Regions from separate parts of the Mus musculus genome. Here region 1 is linked to region 2. A link is a loop called in an ENCODE intact Hi-C map of the cell type or tissue named here. Cell type or tissue: heart. All regions are shown on one strand. Links, peaks and the distances in the headings refer to the core of each region. The heading gives the core; the rest is flanking DNA.

What was found. Hi-C counts contacts between places; a loop is a spot of excess contacts. Peaks named below come from ENCODE experiments on the same cell type or tissue, not always from the same donor. Only the 100,000 strongest peaks of a DNase experiment are listed, where the experiment ranks them.
Region 1: a loop joins it to region 2, with 3 times the contacts of the local background. A loop is called at or near these places in 8 of 42 quality-filtered maps.

The regions. Positions count from the first base shown.
Region 1 is chr5:30,999,714-31,009,996 of GRCm38, forward strand. No RefSeq gene overlaps it. Among named protein-coding and RNA genes, the nearest start is that of Tcf23, 36 kb to the left of the region's middle. In heart, for the core only: CTCF peaks have their summits at 2,064 (motif pointing left) and 4,705 (motif pointing left); a DNase peak (open chromatin) is centred at 4,698; H3K27ac peaks cover 148 bases.
Region 2 is chr5:30,704,874-30,715,156 of GRCm38, forward strand. Dpysl5 (dihydropyrimidinase-like 5) reads left to right here and starts at 6,691. Exons shown (of 13, transcript NM_001356948.1): 1 at 6,691-7,129. In heart, for the core only: CTCF peaks have their summits at 5,049 (motif pointing right) and 7,018; DNase peaks (open chromatin) are centred at 5,068 and 6,918; H3K4me3 peaks cover 2,997 bases; H3K27ac peaks cover 2,696 bases; H3K27me3 peaks cover 4,939 bases.

The DNA of each region.
Region 1 (10,283 bases), core at 1,193-9,192, 290 kb after region 2:
TTGAGAATTTTCCCTGAAGAAGCTATATGTGTTGGTACACACTTGCTACACAAAAAACATAACTCAAAAAATCTTAAATGAACACAACCGTGTATTCTGGAGCTATTTCGAGTGACCACAGTTCAGTAACACACATTTAGGTTACCACAAATTCTGTGTTCTGATGTGGAAACAGTTTCATAGTTTTACAGAATAAAGAAAGTCCCAAATCAAGGCAAGTTTAAAACACATTTGTGGGTACATCAGAGAGGCAGGCACAGAGAGATTGGGGAAGCTTTCTATAGCCCAAGATGCTATATGGTGAGATCTTAGCTTCTGGGTTGGTGGAAGCTGAGGGTCTCTGTAAGAATCAGGGTCACTTATGGTGGATAGGACAGCTTCCTGATCTTCCAGAGGACCTGGGCACCGTTTCCAGCCCCGACACCAGGTAGCTCACATCGACCTAGAATGCCAGTTCCAGGGAGCTCACTTAGGCACACACAGAACCGTGTAAGTAAAATTCCTTTTTGACCTAGATCGGTCAAAGAATGGCGAGCGGTGAGTAAGGGGTTTGCATGGGGCCATGGCAGGAATCTAGGAAAATGAGTTATTTGAGTCCTGGAATGTTGTTTACTGTGGTTGGGAGTGTGTCACTGTTCAGGAATTTTTAAGAGTAGAGTAGCTGTGACTGACTGCTACGTTAGAGGGCAGGCATTATTTTCCTAGGGGGTTCAGAGGTTCCATTAGGGCTAAGCACTCAACACTGGCTTTGAAAAGAAGCTCCTTGGGCCAAGGCTGAGAGCAGCTCTGTGCTGTGGGTGGAATGATATTTAGAAGGCTGTTTGGCTGCATCTCCATTTAACAAAACAACACGGGTAGCTTCCCTCTAGGGCCTGCGACCACCTGAGCTACAGGCTTTCTCTAGGTTTACAGAACCAACTGTGAATCTCTCCCATGAAGGAGGCCTCACTCCAAGCAGAAAGCAGTTGATGGCCACTGTAGCAGTCCTGTCACTGTCAGGGGCACAACCTGCCTGGGGAGTCAGGCTTTAGCACCCAGCACTCACCGTGTGGTAATATCAGTGACTTTTCTCCCTCCATAGCCTGCATGCACAGTGCCTTCTCACACTATGAAAGCCAGCCAGCAGGGAAGAAACTTTTAGATCATCGAGTTACAGCCTCAGCACTTTTACATTTTAATTCATACTTTTTGTTTGTTTGACTGTTGTTCTGGGGATTAAATTCATTGCAACCACTGTAGCATCTGAACTACACCCCCATCTCTGTTTTCATGTTTTGAGGCAGTCTGGCTGACCTGGTACCTACTATGTAGATCAGCCTGACCTCTAACTTTTAACAATCCTCCTGCCTCAGCTTCTGAAATACTGGGATTACAAATATGCTGTAGCCCAGGCTGGCCTTAACCTCCTTATGTAGCCAAGAGTGACCCTGACTTCTGTTCCTCTTGCCTCCACCACTGTGATGATAGACCTACAGACATGTGACACGTGACACGTGACACAGCTGTTTTTATTTTTGAGATACAGTCTAGTTCATTTGCCCAGGCTGGCACTGAACTCACTCTGAAGCCCAGACAGACTTTGAATTTGTTATCCTCCCAGCTCAGCCTTCCAACTAGATAGGATTACAAGTCTCAACATGCAGAGTCAGCTTTTTTTCTTTTTTCTTTTTTTTTTTTAAAGATTTTATTTATTATACATAAGTATACTGTAGCTGTCTTCAGATCTCACTATGGGTGGTTGTGAACCACCATGTGGTTGCTGGGATTTGAACTCAGGACCTCTGGAAGAGCAGTCAGTGCTCTTAACCGCTGAGCCATCTCACCAGCCCCGCCAGCTTTTTTTCTTAATAAAGTATTGAAATGAGATCTGTATGTGTATCATCATGTTGTTAGTAGATTCACAGTACTGTGTGGTGAAGTATGCCGAGGATGTATGAAGTGTACTTTAGCTGGGCCTGATGGAGAAGGCTGTAACCCAGCTATTCAAACAACTGAGCAAGGCTGGTGGCTCACAACTGACTATAATTACAACCCCAGGGAAACCATCGCCCTCTTCTGACCTCCACAGGTACTGCACACACAGTACACAGACATACGTGCGGGCAAAATACCCATATACATAAAAGACAAATAAAATTAAAACCTTTAAATTTTTCAAAAGAAAGAAATTGAGAGAGGAGACCAGCCTGGTAGAATTTTCAAGACCCTATCTCAATGTAAACAATGATTTAAAAGAACTTAGGATACACTTCAGTGGTAGAGCCCGTGCCTAGTATGTGAGTTCAATCCAATCCTTAGTACTACAAAGTGAAGAGCAACTGTAGTTGGCAATGTTTAGCCTCTAGAATGCCCTCACCTAGATAAGAACTGGAAGGTAATTTAAACCCCTTCCCTTTAAAACTCAACAGTTGCTCTCTCCAATGTAGATGTCATTATCTTTCTGACTTTGTGGTTCATTACTTCTTTGCTTTAAAAAAAATTAAAAAAGAATAGATTTTACAAACTTTGTACAGCATCGTAAATTCTAGACCTTAATTTTTTTAATTTTAATTTTTAGATAGTCTCACTTGTTAGTCCAACTCCCAGAGATCTCCCTGCCTCTGTCTCCCTAGTGTCTGAATTAAAGGGTGAGCCACCACCTGGCTTTTAATTACTTCATCAACAGAGCTAACTATCCTAACCTAAGACCAGTAGATGGTAACATTTTGGGGTGTGGGCTGGAGAGATGACCCAGTGGTTAAAAGCACTGACTCAGAGGTCCTGAGTTCAATTCCCAGCAACCACATGGTGGCTCACAACCATCTGTAATGGGATCTGATGCCCTCTTCTGGTGTGTCTGAAGTGTGCTCATATACATAAAATTTATAGATAATTCGTTAAAAAATTTGGGGGTGCTCATTGCAAATTTAGGATTCTTCTTACTGATTGAACATAACCAAACTCAACCCCGAAATGAGGGAGACTATCCAGGCTTCTGCTCTGCTCTGGAATGGGGGACAGCCCTCAACCATGCTTAGCAATGTGAAATTTAGGCTAGGAACTTTGCTCTTTCTCTTCTCTGAGAACAAGGTACCATTGGAATGCTTTTAATTCTAATGCTTATGCTTCAAAGAGCAAGACTGTTTTCTCAAAGAATGCTGTCCCACATTGTCTGCGGGCTCCCCCTTCCCCTCCCTAGAGGCTGACGGACGTAGAGTTAATTACTGAAAGTTGGCTCCAGGGAGACTTCCGAACTTTCTCCTGATTAGACTGAATTTCCCTTCATCCAGTCTCTCGTGGGTGTCTCTAACCTGCAGTGGGATTCTCTCTGCATCTTATCTTCCCTCTCTGGGCCTGTCTCACGTCTCTCTTCTCTAAACCAAAATAAAAGGGGCCATTAACAAACCACTTACAACTTTAAAAGAGTTCTTTAAACAAATTAAACCAGTTTGTAACCATTCATCACACCTTCTTGTGAATATAGCCTGACTTGCTCCCCTTACTGATCAGAACTTGGTGTGACTCGAGGGAGGTAAAATCAGAGTAAACTTCATGGGACCTAAGGGGCCTGATCCAGAGACTTCACCTTCCCAAGGGTCACGTGTGACACTCTGGGGATTTTCACAGTAAGAATTCTCCAGGAAACACAAGAGGCCAACATTATTGCCCCAGTTGAAATGAGCATCTCTCTCTCTCTCTCTCTCTCTCTCTCTCTCTCTCTCTCTCTCTCTCTCTCTCCATCCCTCCCCCTCCCTTCCTCCTTTCCTTCCTACAGGGTCTCACTACATAGCCCTGGCTGCCCTAGAACTCACTCGATAGACCAGGCTGGCCTTGAACTCTCAGAGCTCTGCCTGTCTCTGCCTCCAGAGTGCTGGGATCAAAGGTGTGTGCAACCAACACTCAGCTCTATTTTTAAAGATTTTTAAAGATATTTTTAATTATGTGGAGTTCTGTGCACATGAGTGCAGTTACCCTCAGAGGCCAGAGGAGTTGGATCCCCAAGAGCTGGAGTTACAAGTAGTTGTCGCGCATGGCTTTAATCCAGCATTGGGAGGCAGGGACAGGTAGATCTCTGTGAGTTAGAGGCCAGCCTCACAAAGTGAGTTCCAAGACAGTCAGGGTTACACAGAGAAGCCCTGAGATAGCTCCATATTTGTCCAGGCTCCCCACCAACTCCCCCCCTGAACATCTGGAGCAAATTCAACCTCCAAATACATAGAAAGAAACCCTGGTCTTTTTCTCAACTCATGCACGGCCTGAACCCCCCCACCCCCACCCCAGATGACTGACTTGGTGGGTTGGACTCATCTGGAGACCACCCAAATTCAGTATGATTCACTATGAAGGTGAGCTCCTCCTTTGTGGGCCAACAGTAGGAGTCATTTCCAAGAGACAGAAGCCCTCCTTGATATCCTGGCTGGCACGGGCTACAGGGCCTAGAGGAAAAGGCCAGCCATGCAAAGCCAAAGGTACCTATTTGGGCCTTGTATTGTCAAAAGGAGGCATACTCTCAGGGCTGGCACTTAAAAAGACGTTAACTGAGACTCCCACCTTAAGTCTCTCCTGCATGGGACTGAGAGACAGGGCACTGCTTTGGAGTAATTATCCAACTCATGCCCCTGCCGAGCAACCTACAGCTGAAGCCAGTGATGAAGGTAGGAAAGGAATTGGCTAGATGTCGCTGGGGGACTTCCCAAAGCCTGAAAGTTTACCCTTGGGCGCCCCCTTGTGGCTCACAGGCTATGCTCAATTCTAAGGATGATGACAGCAGGCTACTTAAATGTCAGCAGCTCCTCATGTTGGAGGGACCTCAGATTAGTCTCAAGACCTGTCAAATCCTGAATCCAGTTTCCTGTCTGACAGAGAAGAAAAGGGATCCTCCCCGACTCCACTCCTGGGAGTAAGTCCTCGTGGAAAACGTCGCAGCCGGTTCTGATTCTCAGATCAATCCTCAGGAAACCCTGATCTAGTCTTTTGCATGAGTGGAGGTTCCTTCAGAAAAAGAAGGAATCTGATATGCAGGATATGCAATAGTCACTGACTGATGTACTCGATTCAGGACCAACACCTAAAAACTGCATGGTTGAGCTAGCAGAGCTGATTGATCGCAGCGGAGTGCTGTAACTGTCCCAAGGGGAAAGAGCCAGGATCCTTATACAGAGTCCACGTGCCTTCCCATCTTCCATGCCCATGTGGCCATGTAGGAAGAAAGACCCCCTCTAACTACAGCTGGGATCCCACAAAGCCTTCCTGAGAAGTCATTAGGCTCCCAGATAAAGCCTCCCAATTGGCTGCGATACACTGTCCTGGACCAGACACTTTGTGCAATAGCAAAGAAAACAGGATAGCTAACCATAAGGCCAACAGAGCTTCCCTGGGCACATAGAATACCCCATCTTCTGCAGGAATCTTTGATGCCTATCGAGAAACCCAAAACTCTTCAGAGGAAATGCTCTTTACCTCTGAGACCAGGTGCCATCTGGACCCCCAATGACCTAATGACTACGCTGCTTCAAAGGCCCAACAATGGAAAGCTTTAAACCCCTACATCAGATGTATCTCTTAGGAAAGGAGAACACTCCCTGTTTGTTTGTTTGTTTGTTTGTTTGTTGGTTGGTTGGTTGTTTAAAGGATGCATATAGGGCAGGGCTTAGAAGAAACAGTCCAAGTGGTACAGGGGTGTAAGTCATGTGTCTAAGCCAGCGTTCTATTCCTGTGAAGAGACACCATGAGTGTAGTAACTCTTATAGAGGACAACATTTAACTGGGAGCTGGTTTACAGTTTCAGAGGCTTAGTCCATTGTCTTCATGGAAGAAGCATGGCAGCATGCAGGCAGACATGGCGCTAGAGGAGGAGCAGAGAGTTCTACATCCAGATCTGCAGGCAGCAGGAAGAAAGAGGCTCTAGGCTTTGAAACCTCCAAGCCCGCCCCCCAGGGACACACTTCCTGCCACAAGGACACCTTCCTAATCCTTTCAGATAATGCCACTCCCTGGTGACAAAGTATTCAAATATGAACCTGTGGGGACCATTTTCATAAAAAACCACAATAACACGTCAGAAAAATAGACCCCTAAACAGATGTTCTCAGCACCCAGGGACCCAGAGGCATGCCCAGAACCTGGAGATGACTCTTGCTGGGCTGCACTCACATGCCCGGGTCTCAGTGCCAAGTAATATCTGGTTTCTGCAGACACCTCTCCAGGATGGATGGAAGCCCCCCCCATGTGAAACAGGAAGAGCCCCAGAAGCAGCAGGGGGGTCTGCTCTAAAATAAGTCCCCAGTTGGGCTACCTAAAAGTGTCCAAAGTGACAACGGGCCTCCTTTCAAGGCAGAGATTACTGAGAGCTTGGCTAAGCCTTGGGAATTCACCATCATCTGCACAGCACTCAGGATCATTCAACGTCACCCGACAACCCCAGGTCTCCGGAGAGGTGGCAACGGTTAAAGGTCATGCAAGAAACAACTGAAGAAACTTAGTCTCCACGAGCTGAGCCATTGGCCCTGGTCTTCCTCAGACTTAGAAATTCACCTAATTGCCAAGGTCCCCTACTAACTAGTGAGGCCATCCCTCACTAATGACCCTAAATGAACATCCAGCCAAATTCCAACAGATTTCATCAGAGCCACGGATACAACTTCCCAGGGAACAAAAGGGACCTGCCTTTTTCTGTCTTGGGCACATTCTGCTTGTCATAGAGGCCTTGCTCACCCCTCATGGGAGTCTCTGTGTCTCTGTGTCTGTCTCTGTCACTCTGCCTCTCTGTCCTCTCTCTCCTTTCAGATCAGCTATAAGCTCTAAATTATTTATTTATCCATCCCCATGCCTGTCTGCTGCCATGCTCCTCACCACAGTGATCATGCACTAACTTCCTCAAACTGTCAGCAAGCTCCCAATTAAGTTCTCCTCTTTTTTAAATAAATTGCCTTGGTCATGATGTCTCCTCACAGCAACAGAACAGTAACTAAGACACCAGCCCAAGAGCTCTAGACAATAATGTAGTATTAGAGTGTTGATTGTTAAAGTTTTTCGTATCTGATTATCAAGTAATAATACAACTAATTAATAGATCACTAAATAGTAGATATATATCTGCTATACAGTGCTATATTCTATCTCAATGTTTTATGACTTCAAGCCAAGCACAGTGGTTTATTCCTGTACTCAAGAGGCTATGGCGGGAGAATTATCACATAGCCAGGCAAGCTAGACTTGGCTATATACTAAGTTCCTAACAAGCCTGGGCTACAAATGAGTGAGGTATTCCCCCCTCCCCCAAAAGAGATATGTACATCTATGCTCATGATTTGGGTTATCCTATACTCTCTTTTTCTGGTTGAGAGTCTTGATTATGTAGCCCAGGTTAGGCTGAAATTCACTGAGTAGCTCAGATCAGCTTCAAATTCATGATCACTTACTTCAGTCTCCTTGAATACTGGGCATAGAGCATGTAGCACCAAGACAAGATGCATCTCCTCATTTATACTCTCTCCGGTCTTGGGTTGATGCTCTTATGAAAACATATTTTAAATTTTCATACTTTAAATGTTTGGGGGTTTTTTGTTTTTGTTTTTTTGGGGGGGAGGTTCTTTTGTTTTTTCTTGTTTTTGTTTGTTTTTTGTTTGTTTGTTTGTTTCTGGGTTGTTTGCTGTTGTTGTTGTTTTTGGTTTTCCAGGACAGGGTTCCTCTGTGTAGACTTGACTGTCCTAGAATTCACTCTGTAGGCCAGGCTGGCCTCAAACTCACAGAGATTAACCTGTGTCTGCTTCCTGATTGCTGGGATTAAAGGCGTGCACCACCATGCCTAGCTGTTTGTTGCTAGTTATATTTGGTTGGTTGGTTGGGTCTCACATAGCCCAGGCTGACTTGAGATTCACTTTGTAGCTGAGGATAACCTTGGACTCCCGATCCTCCTGATCCTGTGGTATTGGAATTACAGGAAGGCCACCATCGTGCCCAGCTAATGGTGTTTATGAAGTGCATAATAGAAAGGGTGTTATTCATATATGTAAATCTAGAATTAATTACTCCTTGAAGAATGTTGCAAAAATGATGCCCTACAGCCTAGGGTTTTCTTCAGGGTAAGGTTTTCTTCTATTTCTTGAGTGGAACTAGAACTATTCACAATAGCCATGAACAGGTTATTTTGAAAAGTTCTTCCATTTTGGTTAAGTGGTGAGAATTCCAGAAACCAGAGTAATTAGCATCCCATAATTAAAGCCTAGAGTCCTGCCAGACTACCCTCCCTGCAAGCACATCCCACCCCTGCCAGTCCCTACTAATGACTCACAGTTGCTCTCCACTATGGAAGACCCTACTAATGGCTGACCACAAGAGATTGCTCAGTGGTTAAGAGCACTGACTGCTCTTCCAGAGGTTCTGAGTTCAATTCCCAGCAACCATATGGTGGCTCACAACCATCTGCAATGGGACCCGATGCCCTCTTCTGGTATGTCTGAAGGCAGCTACAGTGTATTCACATATATAAAATAAATATAAAAATAAATATAAATCTTTTAAACAAACAAGCAAAAAACAAATCCTGAAGCTGCTAGGCTGGGCACAGGGCTCTGTGAGAAAGAGAAGGGCGGCACAAGCCTGAGGGCCTGAGTTCAAATCACACATGGGCTGAGCATGGTAGCTCACAGTCAGTATTCCTTGGTTCCTATAGTTCTTTGGGTAGGGTTGAGGCCTCATGGGGTTGTCGTTTGTGCCTCACCCCTACTCCTGTCCACTCTGGCATGTCTGTTTTTGTTCCTGTTCAGATCCTGTTCCTGCAGTCCTGGTGGCGAGACTTTATGGTGATAGCTTCTGAAGTTACACAGTCTCACAGCAAACGCCCTGATCCTCTGGCTCTTACTGTGGGCATTTAGTCTAGGCTCCGCCCCACAGTTACCTGGCAACCTGACTCACTATAAAAGGGGCTGCTCACCCTCTCCTCTCTCTTGCCCTCTTGCTTTTTCTCTGTCCCCTTGCCCCTTACTCCTCTCTCTCCATCCCAGCTTCTCTCTCCATGTGTTCATGTCCAGCCTCTACTCCTCTAGTCTCTCTCAGTCTTTCTGTCTCTACTCCCTCCCCTCCCCATGTCCTAAATAAACTCTACTCTGTATCTTTCCTTTGGGGGGTTGGGAGGGAGGGAAGAGATGTGTCAGCATTGGCAGGCAGAGACACCCCTCCCTGCACACCTGACTGCACCTCCGCCAAACATATTCCTCCTCTCTCCCTATATTTTTATAAACACAACACTTACAGTCTTTTCACCCCCTCTTCCACGATGTTCCCTGAGCCCTAGGTGCAGTATTTTGTAGACCTATTCTTAGCGACTGGGCTTCACAACTTTGCCTTGTAATTGGTTGTAGTTTTCTGTAGTGGTCTCCATCTGTTGCAGAGAGAAGTTCCCTGAATGAGGGTGAGAACTGTACTTATCTGGCTGGACCCTGGAGGAGAAGATGAAGGTTTGTTTGGTTGGTTGGTTTTTGGTTTTTTGAGACAGGGTTTCTGTGTGTAGCCCCGGCTGTCCTGGAACTCACTTTGTAAACCTGGGGTTAATGATTGAGGATGCTTAGGCCGAGTGTTCTTCACGGATAAGCTTCCTGTTAGCCATTCCCACTGCAGCAGTTCAGCCAGCCTGACCATACACATTTTTGTTTTTGTTTTTTTTGTTGTTGTTTTGTTTTGTTTTTTGTTTTTCAAGACAGGGTTTCTCTGTATAGCCCCTGGCTGTCCTGGAACTCACTCTGTAGACCAGGCTGGCCTCGAACTCAGAAATCCGCCTGCCTCTGCCTCTGCCTCCTGAGTGCTGGGATTAAAGGCATGCGCCACCATGCCCGGCTCTGACCATACACATTTTTAATCCCAGCACTTGGGAGGCAAAGGCAGGGGAATCTTAGAGTTTGAGGTTAGCCTGGTCTACATAGTGAGTTCCAGGCCAGCCTAGACTACATAAAGAGACCCCGTCTATTTTTTTTTTTAATTAGCTGTTTTTAAATGTACAATGTTATCCTTTGGACTGTTGTGTTATTCTCTTTTATTCTTGTTACAGAGTCAGGTGGCCTAAGCCAGGACTGGGCAGTTTGGAGGACACTTTGAAATGCTTGGGTCTGAAGTGAGAGGGGCCAGTGAGCTTAAACAGCATGTGGCAATTCATGGGTATAATCTGCACAAGAGGCATTTTTCCCTGTACAGCTCAGAACAGTAAAGGACGACTTTCTCTAATGGACAAGAGAAGAAAGAGGACTCCAGCAATGTTATATTTGGGGGTTTCTATACTGCATTAGATCATTTAGTTCCCAAACAAAAGA
Region 2 (10,283 bases), core at 1,055-9,054:
GTATCAAAATGAGAGGGCGAAAGCTGAGAATTGTGTGTTTTCCTGTGACGAATGGTACCCGACTTCTCCGGTCGTCGTCAGAGAGGCTTTCTCCGGAAGCAGACGGAGTTGGCGCAGAGACGCACAGCTAGACATTATTCTGAGAGAGAATCTACATTGGAACTCTCCACGGGGTCCCTGCCCTCAGAGCTCAGGGAACCCCAGGGCTGGGGGAGATGATAGGAGTCAGAGGGATGGAGGACACCAGGAGAGTGCGATACCACTAAAAAGGGCTGACCTATACCCCATTTCCACCCAACCAGCAGCCCAGTCTGGAGGTCACCTTTTCTGGGGTGAGTTTCACAGTAAGGATGGAGTGCCAGCATGAGGTGGCTCTGCAGCCTACATTGTATTATCACCAAACCTAAACTGAATTTGATTCTCATAACCCACATGGTGGACAGAAAACCCCAACAACTGCACGTATTCTCAGGCGTCCACATGTGCACCACAGCACGTCTTCTCCACACACAAATAAGCGATTTTTTTAAAATTTGAGGGTATATATGATTAAGATACATTGCACACACATATGAAAAATTTCAAAGAACAAATTTTTAAAAAATAGAAAATGGTCCAGTGTTGGTTAGTTTTTACTTGTTTGTTTTATCCATTTGACACAGCTAGAGTCATCTGAGAAAAAATGTCTCTATCCAAACCCATGGGCCATTTCCTTGAAGTATGTATGTCAATGGGACAGACTAGAGCCCAGTCAGACATTTAAGAAACTAATCTCTAGCAAGAAGCAAGGAGAACTCAACAGGAAGTGGACAGTGTTTTCAACAACGTCCCTGGGGCAAATGGGCATACTCATGCAAGAAAAAGAAAAATAGAGGCACAGGTATTATATCTTTAACAAACATTGATTTAAAAATGGACCAGAAGCCAGGCAGTGATGGCACACACCTTAAAGCCCAGCATTCTCGAAGCAGAGGTATGCAGATCTCTATATAGACAGGCCAGCCTGTCTATATCATTTTTCAGGACAACCAGGGATATCTAAAGATACCCTGTCTAAACCAAACAAAAAACAACACACACACAAACCACAAACAGATAAACAAAACAAAAAGGACCATAAGTGTGACTGTACAGTCTACAAAGTCATGTAAAATATTCAGATTGCTGAGGTCTGGGAATGGCTGCACAAACCACTCAGATACCAATCTTGGTTAAACAAGGCTGGTTTATGGAGCACACCCCCCCAAAAAAAACCCTGATCAACCAGGGGGGCAGTATAGACTTGGAAACTAAACTGTGACCCTTCATGTTTCTTAGAGCCAGCTTGTATAGGCAAAACCCACAATGAGCCCATGTGCAGGTGCAGGAAGTGCTGCCCAGTGGTTGGCTCTGGCTCAAGCTATGTTGACAAGCTAGACAGAACAGTTCTAACCTTTATTCTAGCCTTTATTCTGATTGGTCTAAATGGAGCTTATGGTTGTGTAATTTCTTAAGACTAAGAAACCTCAAGCATACGGAACCTAACAGGGTATATGGTCCACATGACCTTGCTCTGAGTCAAGCTATTTTTTCTGTGTCAGTAACAATATGAAATGACTGTCAGGCATGGAACAAAATGGCTACTGCTATGCTGGGGGAGCAGGCTTCACACAGTGACTATAGGTGAGTAAGTGTATTAGTTATGTGTGATGTTACAAAACACCTGACAGAAGTTAATGAAAAATGGAGTTTATTTTGCCTCTTAGCTTGAAAATTAAGTTGTGGAAGGGAAATAGCTAGTCACATTGTTGGGCTCACAAGAGAATACACACACACATACACACACACACACACACACATTGTATATGAGTACACTGCTGCTGTCTTCAGACACACTGGAGAGGGCATCAGATCTCATTACAGATGGTTGTGAGCCACCATGTGGTTGCTGGGAATTGAACTCAGACCTCTGGAAGAGCAGTCAGTGCTCTTAACCGCTGAGCCATCTCTTCAGCCCAAGATTATATCTTTATTACTGTTGTCATTTCTCTGTCAAAATTCCTGACAACCACCCTGGAAGGAAGAGAAGATTTATTTGGGCTCTCTCTCAGTTTGAGGAGATGCAGTTCAACAGGAAGGAAGGCGAGGCAGCAAGAACAGCTCCTGCTGCCGCAAGAGTGTGAGACAACTAGTCACACTGCATCCACACTGCATCCACACTGTGCCCACACTGTGTCCACACTGTGTCCACACTGCATCCACACTGTGTTCACACTGCATCCACACTGCACCCACACTGTGCCCACACTGCATCCACACTGCGCCCACACTGCATCCACACTGTGCCCACACTGCATCCACACTGCATCCACACTGCGCCCACACTGCGTCCACACTGCATCCACACTGTGTCCACACTGCATCCACACTGGGTCTACTGTGTTCATACTTCATCTATACTGCATCCAAGTTAGGAAAGAGCGAAATGCTCCTAAAAAGTTTTTCCTCCTTTTCCTGGCTCATGAAATAGCACTACACACACTCAAGACAGGTCTTCCCTCCTCAGCTAAACCTTTCTGGACACTCTCTCATGGACTCCCCTAATGTGTTTCCAATGGCTCTGAGTGCATTCAAATTGACAGTGAAGATTAATCATTAAACTAGTCAGAAAGTAATATATTCATTAACACTTAAAAATACAATAAAAATTTACAAATAGGACCAGAGGGTGGGTTTCTTTGCAATATTCTCAGCTCCTCAGGGGTTAGTGAGCCAGCATGCTGTGGGGTGTGACAGGTGCAGGACAAAAAGATGATGAAATACCTCTTAGCCCGTGTTCTCTGAGGTGCTTGTCAGAGTTGCTTTCTCCCCTCATTATTATTCGTGCTATACCCAAGTGGATTGTGTTGATGGAGAAAAGATTGTTAAACAAAGCTTCATTATCCTCGTCTGGATAATGCTGGCATTGTGAGGCTCCGCAATTGCTAGGTTCCTTCTGACTTTAAGAATCTCTGTGTGTGAAATAAATGCAAGTTTGTAGTGGATTTCAAAGACGGGGCTAGAGCAGCTAGATTCTTGGCAGCTGTGGTTCTTCCAGGATGTGGGTTTCGAACGGTCTGATTGGAAAAGAAGGCTTTATTTCAAAATTGGAATTAAAAACAAATATAATAAAGAAAATTGTGTCATAGTCTAGGGGGGATTTCTGGAGTGTTCCTCAGCATTTCAGACCATGTTGACACACTAGAACTGAGTTTGCTGTTTTCATCTAAGCTCCCACCTCCAGCCCCCTCTGGATCCCCTCTCCTGTGTCTTTTGTGTCAGGCTGGGTGGCCTGGGTCTCATTTCCCACTGCCCCTGTTTTTGTAACTGATTGACCCCTGTTTTTGTAACTGATTGACTCTTTGTTTGCTTGTGCTTGTTTATAATGACAACTGAATGCAGGACCTCACACATTCTAGACAAGAGCTAACTCAGCCCTTGACTCTCCTGAAACCCCATCTCTGCAGAGCCTTAGATTTCTCTCCTGTTTTCTGTGTGCATTCTTCCTCTCCCAGTATCCATTTTTCTGCTTTCTTGTCCCTGTTTTGACTCCGGCTCTGTGACACTGACCTAGATACACAGGTTTGACTCTCTGCTCACAGTTATTTTAATAACTAAATAGATGAAAAGAGAAGGCCTTCTCTGAAGGTGGGCACTGTGCACTGCTGGCTGTCCTGCAGCTACAGACCAGGCTGGCCTTGAACTCATGAAGATCCTCCTCCCTCTGCTTCCCAAGTGCTCGGATTAAAGCTGTATCCCACCATGCCCCCCTCAGAGGAAGAGGTCTCTTACTTAACACAGAGCCTCTAGGCGTCCTGGAGAATCCCTTTCCCAGAAGGAAACAGAGGAGAAACTGTTGGAAGGGGAGAGATGGTCTGGGGCCAGTGGAATGTCAATAAGCTGTCCAGGAGTCATTTACAATTTGCTCTGGAGGGGATCTCCTGGGACAGGAGGGGAAGCAGAAGCAGGAGAGGTTGGTTTTGTGTCAAGCAGACGGCCTTTAGAATTCTGCTTCTGCTCCTAAGAGTGAGGGTGACTTATGAGTACCCCAGAATAAGATGAATTGGTAAGAAATGAGTAGTTACCTGCTGGGTGAATCTGTAAGGATCGAGTGGTGTGTTGTAGACTATCTGACCCTGCTTATAGCCGGAGTTTTAGAAAGCCTCAGATGGGTTTCTTATTCTCATTTGTTAAGGGTATTTCAAACCTAGTGTATGAGGACTTGCTACACCCATCCCAGTAGCCTTTGGGATCTCTGGGGTCGGGCCCCAAACTGCCTAATCTCCTCTTTCCACCACCTTCATTCATGAATGGTCTTGACTTCCAAGCTTTGGGGAAGTTCTCGACCACCTCCCAGACATCTCTAGGTTCCCCCGTCCACAGCTTGTACTCCTTCATCCTGGACTTAAGGACCAATCAGGTCAACAGCCACCCAGGTGAAACTCAGATCTAGCTCCTCCATCCCACGGCGATGGTTTCAGAACCCGTTTCTTCTGGTTTCCTCTACTTTTATCTGACCTTACAAATGAGCTGAATAGAAAGCCACACCAAACAGACTTTTGTGGCTATTCTTACAGTGTCCGTATGTTTGTTACATCCCTCCCATTGTTCTACAACTTGGAAGAAATTAATAATAGTTACACTTGTGAGTGTGCACTGTGTACGCTCGGCAGTGGGCTGTGAGTTTTATACGGATTTCCTCCTGAAATGCATGGTGATTGTGGGAGGGGTGTGAAGAAGCAAAGACTCAGGATGGGCTTTGCCAAAGTCAAGAAGCTGTCATGTGTCAGGAACAAGGATTCCAATCCACATATAGGGGACTCTAAGTTCTAAATTTCTTTTTAAACTCTAAAAATCAAGTACTGAGGGTACGTGAAACCTCAGGCTTGGGTAGGATCTTTATCAGTGTTGAATGCTAACTAGCAAGCAGTCGGGGGTGGGGTGTGGGGGGGGAGAGGGGGCGGGGGTAGGTAGGCTGGAGATTAGGAACGCAACTGAAAACTGCAGAAAACGATTCTGGCCACTAGAGGGCTCCCTCCACCTTAGGCAAAAGTTCATCAGAGGCCCTCGTTGCTCGGAGCTAGCTGGGTGTTCCAGAGGGGCGCAATGCATTTTGCAAAAATTTCCCTGGACAGTTTGGGGAGACTAGACAGGGCCTTCAACTGGAGCAATTTACACACACACACACCCTTCACTGGTATTAGGAGTGTTTTGAGGATGGCCATCTAAGCTTGTCTGGAGGTTCTTTGCACAAGCTTACTACCAGAAAAAAAAAAAAAAAAAATCCACTCTTAGAGTGGAATTGGAGACCAGCCAAGCGGTGGTGGCACACGCCTTTAATCTCAGCCCTTAGGAGGCAGAGGCAGGCGGATTTCTGAGTTCGAGGCCAGCCTGGACTACAGAGTGAGTTCCAGAGCTACACAGAGAAACCCTGTCTCGAAAAGCCAAAAAAAAAAAAAAAAAAAAAAAAAAAAAAAAAAAAAAAAAAGAATTGGAGACCAAATGTAGTAACCCCGCACCCCCTAGGGGCACGCCTGTGTGGCCCTAAACGCATCCAGGAGTGGATCACAGAGCACATGACCCAGTGGGACCCACATTTGGAGGACTGGAGCTTAACGTGCAGGCTGTACATTTTGTTAAAATTCAGAGGATCCTGCTCCCTCCACCCGAAGTTATAAAGTACGATTTTCTTTGAAAATAGCCTTAGAGAAAAGCACTTCAGGAAAGCAGCCAAGGGACTCACACCCCCGTCTCCACCCCCGGAACTGAGGGAAGCCCTGGAAAGAACCAACTTCTTCAACAGCAGTTGTAGATCCCCAGGAATCCAGGGGCGGGGGCAGTATTAATGCTGCATTTCCACACGGGTTTGCAACACCATTGGGGTGACATCAAGTGAAGAGATTCAAGTTCTGAAGCTATATTTAAGCTGTCACAATAATGACAGACTAACACGGAGCTCAGGGAAAGGCCTGAGCCATAAATTAGTTAAGGAAAAAGAACTGTCTCGCTCCATTTACAGGATCGTTTGTGGTTAAGTCAACTGTGTACTAAAATGGTGAAACTGGACAAGGTGTGGCGGTGAACATCTGTAATCCCACTATTCGGAAGGCAGAGGCAGGAGGTTCAATTCAAATTCTAGGCTAGCAGGGGGCTACCTAATAAAACCGTCAAAACAACAGCAACCCGGAAATAAAGATGGTGGTGCTGATGTGAAATGAGTTTAAAACACACACACACACACACACACACACACACACACACACACTTTCTTTTAAAGGAGATGTCAAAAATAGGATAGGACCTGGGCGCTGGACATCGACGTCCAAGCGCTGCTCTGGAAAAGACGGTGGCTTCAATACCTCAAGAGAAAGAAGGTGCGAAGTGAGGCGCCCAGAGTGGCCGTTCCCTTGGTCTATGAGAACAGTGTTCCTGTACTGACCACCTCGCCCTCTACAGTCTGCAATCCCATCAGTCTCAGACTCGGTAGGACGCTAATCCGATGGCGCAACTGGGAACCCGCAGCCTCGGAGAGACCCCGCCACCGCATTGTTTCAGCCCCTCGGGTGGGGTCTTGCAGGAGGAGGGGAGGCGATGTGTCCTCCGGAGACGCCCTATACCCTCCCAGGGGACTCGAGCCATACCGCCCCAGCGCCTGGGCTTTGTGAAGTGTCGCTAGTTACCATGGGACCAGAAAGGAACGCTGAGAATGGCGCTTAGATGGCTGGGGGTTGTCGAGGTCCTGGGGCCATGCCCTCTGTCCCTTCTCGGACCCGGGGCCTGCAAAAGGGACTGTCGGGATTTGTAGTCCCAAAGGCGGCGGCAACGCGGAGGACGCGGGGCGCTACTGGTCCCGCCTCCGCCTAACCTGCTAGCTCGAGGTGGCGAGCACTTGGGGCGGAGCCCTCGGATCCGTGATTGGCCCAGGCGGCTCCCCGCCCCCACCCTCGTCCCCACCCCCGCTCGCCACTCGGGACTCCGCTCCAGGCGCGCAAGGCAGCCACCGAGAGAGCGCGCTAGCAGCCGCTCCCGCCCCGTGCAACCGCAGCTACCGCGCCGCGGCGAGACCCAGAGACCGACCGACGGACCCGCACAATCGCATCATCCTGGAGCAGTGGGTGATGGCAAGGGGAGGGTGGTGGGCTTGATCTTTCCGGGCTGCAACATCCACCCCTCTTTCAGTTTCTCCCTGAGGCTCACAAAAGGGAGGGAATTGGGTTGCGCCTAGGCTCCTCCAGCCGATGAAAGAGATGTTGAGGATTCAGGCAGATCCGGACTAAGGTGGGGCGCAAGTCTGGGTCTTTGTAGTCCCACAGAACTCGGCTTGGTGACTTGCGACGCCTAAGGCATTAATGTGTGCTGGAAAGATTTACAAATAGCTAGAATAAGGAGGCAGCTAAGTTGAAGGGATTCACGCCTAGCACCCAGTAGTCGCGCAGCCGTAGCTGGTCGACGTGCAGTAAATGGCTAAAAGGTGGGGTGTAGGGGAGTGTTTCTGTGGTGGCCGGACCTGTCCTCTTGTACGTCCCTGGATCGCCGCGGTCCCTAGTTCCCACCAACTGCGCCTCTGGTCTGATATCTGCCTAACGTGGTCCTAACCCCATCGTTTGTATCCTCTGTTCCCTGAGCAGAGCAGAGGCCCTAGAGGCACCTGCCGAAACCACAAAGGCCTCTTGCATCTGCCCAGCCCCTGGCGGCGCGGCGCTAGGTCCCTCCGCTGGAGCCATGTCGCCTAGTCTGCCACGCAGCATCTATCTTGGTGGGTGAGGGATATCGATGCCCCGGGCCTGGGGAGATGGCTGGAACAAACGGGCGTGGAGGCCTGGATTTGAGCAGAAAGGGGGAGATGGGTGGGGACAGGTGATCGAATCTGGAGGAGGAGGCTGTGGTTTGGGAAGGGCTGACAATTGGGTGGGAGGCGGGTCTGAAGCTTCGCGCAGGTGGCGCGAGGCGAGGCTGCTCTGAAGAATGAAGAGGGGCGGGGAGATGAAGGGAGGGTGGAGACCTCCCGGGTTTGGGGAGAGTAGACAGGCATGGGAAGGCGACTGAGGCTGTACAGGGGATGGGTCTTCCTCATGAAGGGGGTGGGGGGCTCTCCATCGGGGTAGGGCAGGCAGCTGAGGAGGGAAGAGTCTTCGCCTGAAGACTCCAGCTTTAGGCCAGTCGCTGTTTGGGCTTGGTCTGGCTGGGCGTGGTCCTTGGACTGGGCCAGAGAGCTCGGGTGGCGGGTCCCCGACAAGGCTGGGCTGGCTCGTCTAGGAGCTTTGTTTCTGAGCTTGGAACCACCAAAGGGGACTCGTTTAGGATTTTATGATAATCCGCAGCGCCCCCCGGCACGCCCTGTTCGCACGGAGCTGAAAGGCTTTGCCTAGCGGCAGATGCTGCCTGGGAGGCGGATGGGGGGGGGGCGTCTCCCGCCCCAGAGACCCTGAGAACAATAGCCTGCATAGGGTCTACCTACGGTCCACGCAAGGCCACCCGCCCCCAGAATTCAAGTGTGAGGTGTACTGGTGCAGAAAACGCTTACCGAGAAACCTCAGAGCACGTGCTGTCTCTGGGATTTGCCTTAGGGCACCTGGCACCCCTGGGAATTCCGAGTGGGAGTCGCATGTTTCCCCCAGGCTGTGGAGTCGGGGGACAGCCGCCTCCCCCAGCTTCTGGTGTCGCTGGCTGCAGCGCCTCTTGTTCTCCACACGCTGTTGACGAGTTTAGATAGTGGCGCGGAGCAGCACGACAGAATGCAAGTCCCAAAGGCCGAAGGTCTCTGCGGTGTAAAGCAGGCTTTGTCTGCCCAGACCGCCTGAGCCCAAGTCTAGGAGCTGCTATGCTTCTTAAATGAGCCCACGGGGCTGGTGAGGTTTGGGGTAAATTGGGGAGAAGCCTTAGTTGTCGGCAAGGGCGCGGCTCTTGGTTTTAGAACTTAGAACCAGGGACTTAAAGCTTCCATTTGTCGGTGACCACACCCAAGCGTATGGGCTTCCTTTGCCTTCCCTCATATCGTCCGCTGACTTACAGTGGGATGATGATGATTTAGGTGGGGGCTGCTCACCCATAGGAAGGCTAATGAGCAGAGTCTTCAGTCTAAACGCCTTCTCTGTTGCTGAGTGTCTAAGCACCTTGCACAGTGTCAGCAGCAGCGCCCTGATAAGTGAACAGCCAAAAGCGGTAATTCTTCTGGGTTTGTTTGTTTGTTTTTAATTTTTTCCTTTTTTGGTAATAATTGTGTGACTGATAAGCTAAAGGTGAATCTTTGGCATAAAGTTCATTTATTGCTGATTTGCAAAAGCAAATCAGACATGTTCTTACAGCCAAAGTGAAAGACTAAATGTCAAACTATAGACCTGATGTTTTTTAGATTTGCTGTCTAGTTAACTGATGAGCCATTTGCATTAAAGTATTATATGACTGCTGGTCATTTTGCTGGAGGTGGATGGTCATCTGCCTGAGGACTGCTTCTTTCAGGACCTAACTAACTATAGGAAATGGGGAATTTAGAGATCATTGGTTTTAAAAGGTAATTTGGGAAGATGTTTCTTGGAACTTAAAAAGCTAGTCTCCAAAGGCTAGCTGGAGTGTTTAAGTACAGTTAAATCACAGGGTGTGTTTAAGTACAGTTTCATTAAACCTTAAACAACACAACACACACACAACACACACATCTGTATATATCCCCATGTATTTATATCTGAGTAGGTTCATCCAGGTATATAAAGACTAGAATTCCAACATTGCAAAACCACAAATCTGACAATAGAGAGCTTTTCTTGGGAAAGGAAATTTTTTCTTCTTTTCCTTTTCCCCAAAGGAAACATTTTGAGAACCATTTTATTGTTTTGTTCTTTTTGCAATAAACCTATGAGATTTGGTTTGGTTTTGGTTTGTTTGTTTGTTTTGAGACAGTGTTTCTCTGTGTAGCTCTGGCTATCCTGAAACTCACTGTGTAGACTAGGTTGGCTTCAAACTCACAGAGATCCACCTGCCTCTGCCTCCAGAAAGCTGGGATTAAAGATGTGTGTCACTACCTCCCGGTTCCAGTATGTTGGGATTGGGTGGGGTTTTTGTTGTTGTTGTTGTTGTTGTTGGTTTTGTTTTGTTTTGTTTTGTGTTTTAGGCAGTATAGTTGAAACTGGCTTCAAACTTGCAGCAGTCCTTCCTCAGGCTCCCTAGCGTCAACATTATAAGCCCGTTTCTTATTGAGACCCCTAGAAAATAGAACCGAGGAGGAACAGAGACGTGTGTAGTGACCCCAGAAAAGGACTCCTAGGATG